Linked DNA regions of Homo sapiens: region 1 is linked to region 2. The links are chromatin contacts, found by Hi-C or POLR2A ChIA-PET in ENCODE. All regions are on one chromosome and are shown on one strand. Each heading gives the region's core, a stretch centred on a gene start or an enhancer-like site at or near the end of the contact. The rest is flanking DNA. Distances are from core to core; before and after follow the strand shown. Region 1 has its middle 26 kb from the start of CEP78. Region 2 overlaps GNAQ (G protein subunit alpha q).

Region 1 (4,406 bases), core at 362-2,861, 270 kb before region 2:
TAAAATAAAATAGCAGGCTCATACACTTAAAGATGGTTATTAAGCAGAGGTTGTCACCTTATCTCTGTGAGAACTAGTCTTGCAGATGCCTTGAGAAGAAGGAGTCCCAGCGTGGGACTCTGAGGGCCTTGGTGTGCTGACCCTGTGGCAGGGCCATTGCCCACTACACACTAGCTTTGGGTGGGAGGTGTAGAAGTTGCAGTGAAGTCCCACACTCATGGAGCAGCTGTAGTGCTGAGAAAGTGCATTAGAAGGCATAGGTTGTGTTCAGAGATAAGGCACCCATGATACCCCTCTGAAGTCCCTTTAAGGTGCTCATCCTGCCACCTGTAAAGCATCTAAGGCACCCTGGCCCCAGGTCGGGGGATGGAACCACAGTAAGGCTGTGGTATTACTGTCCCTTGGAGCTGAAATAAGTGCCGGGTAAGATGGCACTGGGACTTGGTTGAGTCACTAAGGTAGAAGTCCCAAGGCCCTCCATTAAATTTCTCCCACCTGAAAGTCTGGGCCTCATGAAGGTAAAAACTGCTACACAGGGAAGGTGTCTCTGAAGCTGCTGGAGCTCCCTGTTGGGCTGGACCAGAGCCCTTCCGTAACCTCGGCACTCTTGCAAGAGAAGGCAACCCCACTGTATTATACTCTCATGGGCTGGAATAGGCCGGAGTCCCAGGCTTTAGCGCTTTGGGTTTATAGGGATAACCACTTCTCCAGAAGTACCATGGTTAATTTATTTCAATGACTCTATTGGCTAGCCTCCTACTGGCTCTCAACCTAGCCTCATGGACCTCTTTAATTCATAAAGGTAGGCTGGCATGGGGAGAGTATTGCTCCATTTTCCTTTGGAGATGGAAGTCTTAGTATATCTTAATTACCAGACAATGGAGTCTTCATTCCTTCTTTAGATTTGCCTAACCAAGAAAACCTCAGAGTAACATTCCAAGAGCAAAGATGAACATCTATCCTGAAAACAAATAAACAAACAAGCAAAAAAGCTGCTTTCGACTACAAAGCTACAGCAGGACACTTTCTCTGCAGTGAAATGACTGAGTCAAAGGATACGGGCATTTGAAAAGCCCTCTTTTGTGTAGCCACTATGTGGAATAAAGACAACTCATGTGATATAACTGTAAAACAATTTCTTATTTCCCAGTGCCCCTTTAACTGTTTCGTTCTTCCTCTCTCCTGATTGAAAACTCCTATAGTCCCACGCGATGATCAAAATTTTAATCTTCGTTCAAAGGTCAATCATCCTGCCTTTCCCACTGTGGTACTGTTTCAGGACAAGGTCGACTTCTCCATCCTACCCATAGCACTTTCCCTCCATCTGCCCATCAAGGCTATGATTAGGCCACCTGTAAAAGTCTGTCTTGGCTTCCTCAGGCTGGAACTGCAAGGTGGGAAAGGAAGTGAAAAGGGCGAGAAAGTTCTTATTTGATTGATGTTGTCAGTGGATGGCTTCTGCTTGCTGGAGCGTGAAGCTGTTTTTTTCTCTTATGTGCATTTTTTGTGGGTTATCATGAAAGCTGCCATTGTTGGGGGATGCTTCTCTTTCCGTTTCTTTGATGTGGGAAATGATGTCTCTTCTAGCTGGTCACTGGCAGCTCCTCTTGCGACTTCTCACCATCCAGTGACCCACAGCTAGCTTCCTTCTTCTGATGTTCTCTTAGTCTTCAGATAGCCCTCAGAAAGATTCTTGATGCTCCCAGACTGCCTGCCTCTCAAGAGTGGTACAAACCTCTTCCTCAGGAAATACACTTTCTTTGGCCACAGCCACCTCTCCTAGATCAGCTTCTAAATACTTCTATCTCACTGTGTTTACATTTCTTAGTGGGAATCAGACACAAGTATAGTCCCCTAAATCAAGCTTGTCCAACCTGTGGCCCATGGGCTGCATGCAGCCCAGGATAGCTTTGAATGCAGCTCAACACAAATTCATAAACTTTTTAAAACATTATGACATTTGCTTGCAAATTTTTTTTAAAGCTAATCAGCTGCTGTTAGTATATTTTTATGTATGGCCCAAGACAATTCTTTCAATTGTCTTTCAATTCTTTCTTTTGGTCCAGGGAAGCCAAAAGATTGGACACTGCTGCCTTAAACTGAATGTAGCACATCTTGAATTCTCTATGTGGGCTCCTTAAAACCGTTAAGTGGGAAACATCTTCTATTCCTCACCCTTGTTGAGGTATCTAGCACTCCAACATCTATCTCCAAAATCCTCCTCCCAGTTTCACCTTCAACCTCCATGTACTTCATCCTCTTTGTATTTTTAATGTGTGTGAGGGATGAGTTCTGTCATTGGTGTTCAGATACTTATTTTGAAAATTTGTATTTTGTTTTAGCAACTCACTTTGAAGTGCAATATATATTGTATCTTGATTCCTCAGTCAAAATCTTCAAGGAACAGCCAATTGCATAAGAAAGATTTGCTCTTGTTCTCACTCATAGGTGGGAATTGAACAATGAGAACACATGGACCCAGGAAGGGGAACATCACACACCGGGGACTGTTGTGGGGTAGGGGGAGGAGGGACAGATAGCATTAGGAGATATACCTAATGCTAAATGACGAGTTAATGGGTGCAGCACACCAACATGGCACATGTATACATATGTAACAAACCTGCACGTTGTGCACATGTACCCTAAAACTTAAAGTATAATAATAATAAAATTAAAAAAAAGAAAGATTTGCTCTTGTCACATAATCATAATTTCATATCAGGTATAAACCTGAAGGATTTGCAGGTGATATCATTGCAACTGCCATTTACTAGCCACCCGCAATATTCATTTACTCTTGAGATATTATTCATTGGTGGCCCTATGGAAACCAGATCCTCATTTGATTTCTCATTGATGTCGTCATTACTAAATCTTTGAAGGTATGGATCAGCTTTTCCACTTCTTCCATGAGCTTCTTGGGCTCATCCACAGAGGCATAAAAGTACTGAGAAAACTGGTTGATATGGTTACTATTTTGCTTACACCCTCAAAAAATTAAATACAATGTGTTTGTTAAAGCAAAAGTTGATTGATGACTTACGTATAATAAAAGCCATACACATTTATCACAAAAAGCCCAAATTGCAAAGAAAATTAGAAAGTGGAAAAAAGTAATGCGTGGTCCTACCACCCAAAGAGGTAATGAGATAGTCGTTTTACTTAATTGTCTTCCTTTTTTTCATAATTGTAATAATAATGTACTGATCCCTGGGTCCCGCCCCAAATATTCAGATTTATTTGGTATGGGGGCATGTTCTAGACTCAGTGTTTTTCAAAAGCTCCTTAGGTGATTGCGACATGCGGCAGTTTGAGAGCTACTGCTCTAGGCGCCTGCCATTGACTTGTTCTCCATGCTTTTACTGTATTCTTGGTTAATTAGACCATGCAGAATGGATCGTAGAACCCACTGAGAATCAACTGTAATCATAAGTGTGTGTCAGCATGAGAGGGAACAAGTCTTCTAATTACTAGTTCATACTGGATGGACATCTACATCTGGCCACTCATGATGAAGGATAATGATGGATGGGGATAAGTTGGTTTCCTTATCACCATGAGGATAGCCTCACTGCTTCGCCAATCCCCAACTCTCTCAAGGCTGGCATCAGAGACTAGTTAGCTTTCCATGTGGGAGGATTTACAGCGAGTGAAATCACTGTGGCAGTCTGACTCTCTAGTAATCACAAGTCATAGTTACAAGGGTTTTTTAAATCTAGTGGCAACTTTTAGGTTGCACTGAACTGTGAGAAAGGAATTGGAAGAGTCTTGGGGCTTATTTTATGAGAAGTCTCAAGGAACTTTTATGATTGGTTGCACCCATAAACAACTTCATAATCAAAATGACTTGCTCCATCATAGTTTCAGAGACCTTGGAGGGGAGGACAGAAATGGTCAGGACCCTTCTCAATGCTTTCTCTTCTCAGGAGTCCACATATCAGAAACAGATGTGTTAGCCCTCAGATTGATGGTGAGAAAACGTGTCAGGAGACTCAGAATGAAGGCTCACATGCTCACATCACATACTGGTTTTGCAGATAGCTTGTATTATAATTTACAACAAAATTATGGTAGTTAGCCCAGCTGCTAGATCTTGTTATTTATTAATAAAGCAGTACATGTTACATATTATTTTAATATTTTGTCAACTGTATTTCAATGTTACTGGTATAATCCTAGGTTTTTATAATGTGTTTACAAACATGAACAGGCTTTTGTTTCATATTATTTTGATAAGTGATGCATGTCATTTTCATTTTTAATTTAGAGGTGATTGTGGAATTGGGAGGAGAAAACTAGCAGAGATAACTAGGAAATTTTACATTGTTATAGCTTCTTTTTTTTAATTCTATACTTTATTTCCTGTGTTTCCAGTATACTTTTTATCTGATATTATGGCTTAC
Region 2 (4,735 bases), core at 2,044-4,543:
AAAATGACTATAGTTTTAAATATTACCTATCTTTTACTACATTTAGGCCCTCTGAGGATTTAATATAGGCACTATTTTGTTAATTGTTTATACTATCTTATAAACATGTTAATTCACAAATAACATTATTTTATTCAAAAACATTTATGCCGTTTTGAATTGTTCCTTTGTATGATAGGTATAGGAGATATTCAGAAATAAATATTAATAACAATAGTTAACACCTGTCTAACACTTTCTTGTGCCACGTATTCTTCTAGCTACCTTCACACATGTTCATTCATTTAATCCTCAAGAACCACCCTATGAAGTAGGTGCTCCTATTTTCTTCTTTTTATGGATGGTGGAAAAAGAGGCCCAGAGATTTTAAGTAAGTTGCTCTAGGTCCCACAGCTGTTAAGTAGCTGGGCTGTGAACAGAGGCCTTATGGCTCTGACACCTGTGCTCTGAGACCAGGCTGCTTCCATGGCGCTGAAGTCTTGGCATCATCTGGCCCCTGGTTAGACATGCAGAATCTCATGCTCCACCCCAGAACTGCAGAATCAGAATGTGTGTTTTAATAATGTTCCCAGGACATTCGAATGCACAGTCAAGCTTCAGAAGCACTGTTCTAAACCATTCTGCCTACTTACTGTCTCTCCAGCCATGGGAATTTCATTGTTGTGGGGGAAATAAAGGGGCATGTATGGGTAATAGCTGCCCTTGTAACATTTTGGTGAAACAGATTGAACACCAGTTGAGTGCTTTAGACATTTCAGATTCCTTCCCAGATAGCCTCGTGTCACACACTTCTGTTTCTTGTACCCACACATGCATACACAACCAGTCACACATGGCTTTTGTGAAGTTTAGTAAATTTAGAGATAACATGGGATGGCACTGGCATAGGGCAGAGTCATGCTTGTGGTGTTTTGAAAACTTGTCCTCTCTTCGTTTTAAGTTGGGGCCCTCCCCACAGCCTGTGCCCCTGGGAAGTACAGTCCAGCCCAGGGCTCACTGCTTGCCTCCTTGTGGAAATAGCCTGGATAGACTGGTCCTCACCCTTCCCCCTCATTCCAGTAAATAAATGTCTTTCTTGTTACATAAGTAATTATAATCCAAATGTAATCACATAATAGACATAGAAGGAGCAGCCAGCTGGCCTCTGGGGAGTTGGCCAACTTAAAGGACAAGAATGGGGGAGGTTTTGCCCAGCAGAGAAGGATATTTGGGGAAAGGGAAGTAAAAAGCCTGAAGGTCTGAAAGAACATAGCTTGTTACTCGGGAGAAGTTGGGCGTAGCCCGGAGAGGGCAAATGAGGCTTTATTGTGAATGGCTTTATTTGCCATAATATTAAGTTACAGAATTTATTTTGTGGCAGTCAGGCTCTACCTGTATTGCTAAGGGCTCTACCTGTATTTTTTGCAAACAAACCCTGTGAGCTAGGCATCATTATCCTCATTTTGCAGATGAAGAAAGTGACAGGTCCCTCAACTTGCTCAAAGCTACCTAGCTAGTGGTAGTACCTGAATCTGATACCCTGGGCTTTAACCCATGTGTTACTGTTGATCCGTATAGCAACTGCTTTAAGGCATCAGAAATACACTGTTATTGTGTAAAATAAAGACTGCAGTTAACAACAATACAGAGAAGGTTTCATTTTATTTTATTTTATTTTTGTCTTATTCTGCATTGCCTATTTGAAGAGACTGGTTTTTCCAGCAGTCAGTGGTGGAGCACGACTGCTGGGTCATACGCCCAGGTTTTGCACGTTGGTTTGTGGGGTGCAGGCACTGACTGACTAGTGCTAAGACGTAATGTGCTTTTGATGGAGTTTCCTTTGCCTGGGTGTTTTTGGGGTTTTTGGAAATGTGGAATCTTAAGAGGAAGAAAACATAGTATTTATAGAGCTGGAAAATGTTCTGCTTATTCTCAATCCTTTATTGACATAGTGGTTACTCTGCTGTTTTGGTTGGCAGTGTGATTCTCTTAGTTTAAGCAAAAATTTCTTTTGTCAACAGGTAGATTACTAATAAGGATATTTTACTCACCAAGAAATTCCTAGGAACCCTTTTTCTGGACACATCAGACTTCACAAAATGTTTCTGTTTTTCTTTAGTTCCTGTTGCTTCTCTCTTCTTGCAGTATCCACTAGCAGCATGGTGGTTGTTCTGTAGATAGTGATGTTACCACTTCACCATTTGGTCCTCTCTCCTCTGCGTCAGTTAACTTCCCATCTAATATTTTGTTCTGTGAACTATTCCAGGAATGATTATCAAGCTCTCGTCCTCCACTTAAAGTAGCAAGGCATGCTAGCATTTTCTGTTTAGGACTGAAGAAATGCCTGCAATTCAGGAAGTGTGGCAACCTTATAAGTAGTGGGAAAGTTAGAGGATGTAAACTTGGGTGATTCGCATAACTTCAGTAGACCTCAGTTTCCTCATTTATAAACGAGGAGGCAGTCTAGAGCCTTTAGATGCGGCCTCTAAGGGTCCCTTGGATGAGGTGTAAAGTTCATGTTCTTAGGGAACTTCACCACTAGTACTTGGCTGCCTTTAATAGGTCTTAATGCTCCTATAAATTTAACTATATTATCCCTTTTGCCCATTTATGATTTATTAATAGCTTTAATGAATTGTGAATGACAGTTTAATTAGATCATCCATGTATAATTAGGGCAACCGGGTTTTTTTCCCTAAGAGGATATATTTTTCATCCGTGAGTATGTAGCTTACCTCTAACCTAGGTAATTAAGCATTTTAAGGCATTTTCCAAAATAAGAAGGCTTTTTCTGTTTTCCTAATAAACACTTTATTGAAAAGCCACATGCATAAAATAATGGAGGGCCGTTTTGACCTAGGTTTTGCATGTAATCATAACCCAGACAGACACAACCTGAGGCAGTACATTTAGTTTAGTGGTAACAAAGCAGTGTGGAATTTAAGAAATCTCTCTCTCTCTTTTTTTTTAAACTACTTATTTTCTTACTTTTTGAGTAAAGCAACTTTATAGCTACTTCATATCTGTTTCAAGTGCTACATTTTCAAAGCTGGCAAATAGATTTACCTCTTTTGTGAAGGTGCCACATTAAACACTTAAAAGAAGAAAATCAGCCTTATCTGATGGATGATCCCCAGTTAATAGCCCAAGAACCAATTTGTATTTGGCTTTGCGATGTGTTTTTCTACTTACATTTGAGTATGGGTGTGCCTGATATTCTCGGAATTTACAATACTTCAAACAAATAAGGAAGTTGCACTGTGAAGACAGACTCAGAAGGAACTGGAAAGCTGACAGACCTTTGTGCTTCCCCAGCCGCCTTGCTGAATTCTCTGCGGTGGGTTGAGACCCCTGGTGTTCTTGGATGGGACAGCCCACATGAGCAGAGTGGCTCTCCCTTGTTTCCTTTGCTCTCTTTGGATTTATATCCTTCCAGAACTAGCTGTTTCGTAAAGTATTTAGACTCTGAATACCTGAATTATTCAGATCTTCTTGTCACTCCAATCACAAACAGGTAATTATGGAATCACAGCTGCTTTAAAGAGGCAGTGTGTCATCTTGTGTTCACTGAATATTTTACTGTACTTTACACAGTTAATTTCACACTGGGCAAGCTAAGTTAGTGTCAAAGTGGCAGACCAGATTTCTCTTGCGTTACAATGAGTGGCAGAGGTTGGAGCAATGCCTCAGTGGAAGAAATGGTGGTTCACAGAGTTATGTGAGGGGTCCCATGAACTTCCACCTACTCCCAAACATATTTTCTACTGGGCCTGACCAGAGGGGCCTCAGAGGTTGCTGAATGGTAAGTTTGGTGGAGGAGGGAATAGGAATGGTTTGGTTTCTGGTCTAAAGAGGATATATGGGGTGAGGCGGCTTGATGGTGCAAGGATGATTGAGTGTTTTAAATGAATGGTTTAAGTGACAACCTGCATCTTGTATACACAGCTTCATAAAACAGCCTCTATTGGTTGTTTGATGGAGCCAGGTGATCTGGTATGGCGGAAGATTTGTGAGCCCCACTGGAATAATTCTAAAATGCTTTTATTATAGTTTTTGATTATGAAAGTAATTTATTTTCAAATGTACCAGATTTTTGAAATACTGAAAAGATTAAGAAAAAAAGTACTAGTATTGCCATTAGCCAGATATCCTATTGTTAATATTATGTATGTATTCTGAATGAATCAGTAGATTTTGAACAGGTATCATTCGTTCATACTGCCTGCCTGTTTTCTCTTCTAATATATGAGGAACATATTTTCTCACTATTGAATGTTCTTCTAAAGCAGTATTCTGGTAGTTGCCTAACACCACATGGGACAATTTTAAAATAAGAAGTCACTGGCTAGGCACTGTGTCTCACGCCTGTAATCCCAGCACCTTGGGAGGCTGAGGTGGGTGGATCACCTGAGGTAGGGAGTTGGAGACCAGCCTGGCCATCATGGCAAAACCACATCTCTACTAAAAATACAACAATTAGCCAGGCGTGGTGTTGTGTACCTGTAAATCCCAGCTACTCTTGGGAGGCTGAGGCAGGAGAATTGCTTGAACCCAGGAGGCAGAGGTTGCAGTGAGCCAAGATCACGCCACTGCACTCCAGCCTGGGCAACAGAGCAAGACGTCGTCTCAAAAAAAAAAAAAAAAAAAAAGTTAGTTACTTCCAGGATAAAGGTACTTTATTTTTTTTTCCAATTTGTGTAGTAGAGGAAATCAAGCTTTAATTAAGAGTGGTCTCACATGAATGTGCATACTAGAG

The links. A loop is a pair of places that touch in the nucleus more often than their neighbours do. ChIA-PET counts read pairs that join two places held with the same protein, here RNA polymerase II (POLR2A). Pooled maps may share reads with other maps.
Region 1: a loop to region 2 is called in a pooled map, with 2.5 times the contacts of the local background. The contact joins two enhancer-like sites. A Hi-C loop is called at or near these places in 3 of 50 pooled maps. POLR2A ChIA-PET finds 5 or more read pairs at or near these places in 4 of 52 experiments (OCI-LY7, T-cell, activated naive CD4-positive, alpha-beta T cell and 1 more).

Annotation. Positions count from the first base shown.
Region 1 is chr9:78,208,221-78,212,626 of GRCh38, reverse strand. No RefSeq gene overlaps it. Among named protein-coding and RNA genes, the nearest start is that of CEP78, 26 kb to the left of the region's middle. RefSeq lists an enhancer at 1,311-1,630. Within about 2 kb of position 1,611, at least 4 of the 41 ENCODE cell types and tissues checked have a DNase peak (open chromatin) inside an H3K27ac peak, as active enhancers do.
Region 2 is chr9:77,943,554-77,948,288 of GRCh38, reverse strand. All of the region lies in intron 1 of GNAQ (G protein subunit alpha q), which reads left to right. Among named protein-coding and RNA genes, the nearest start is that of GNAQ, 86 kb to the left of the region's middle. Within about 2 kb of position 3,293, at least 13 of the 41 ENCODE cell types and tissues checked have a DNase peak (open chromatin) inside an H3K27ac peak, as active enhancers do.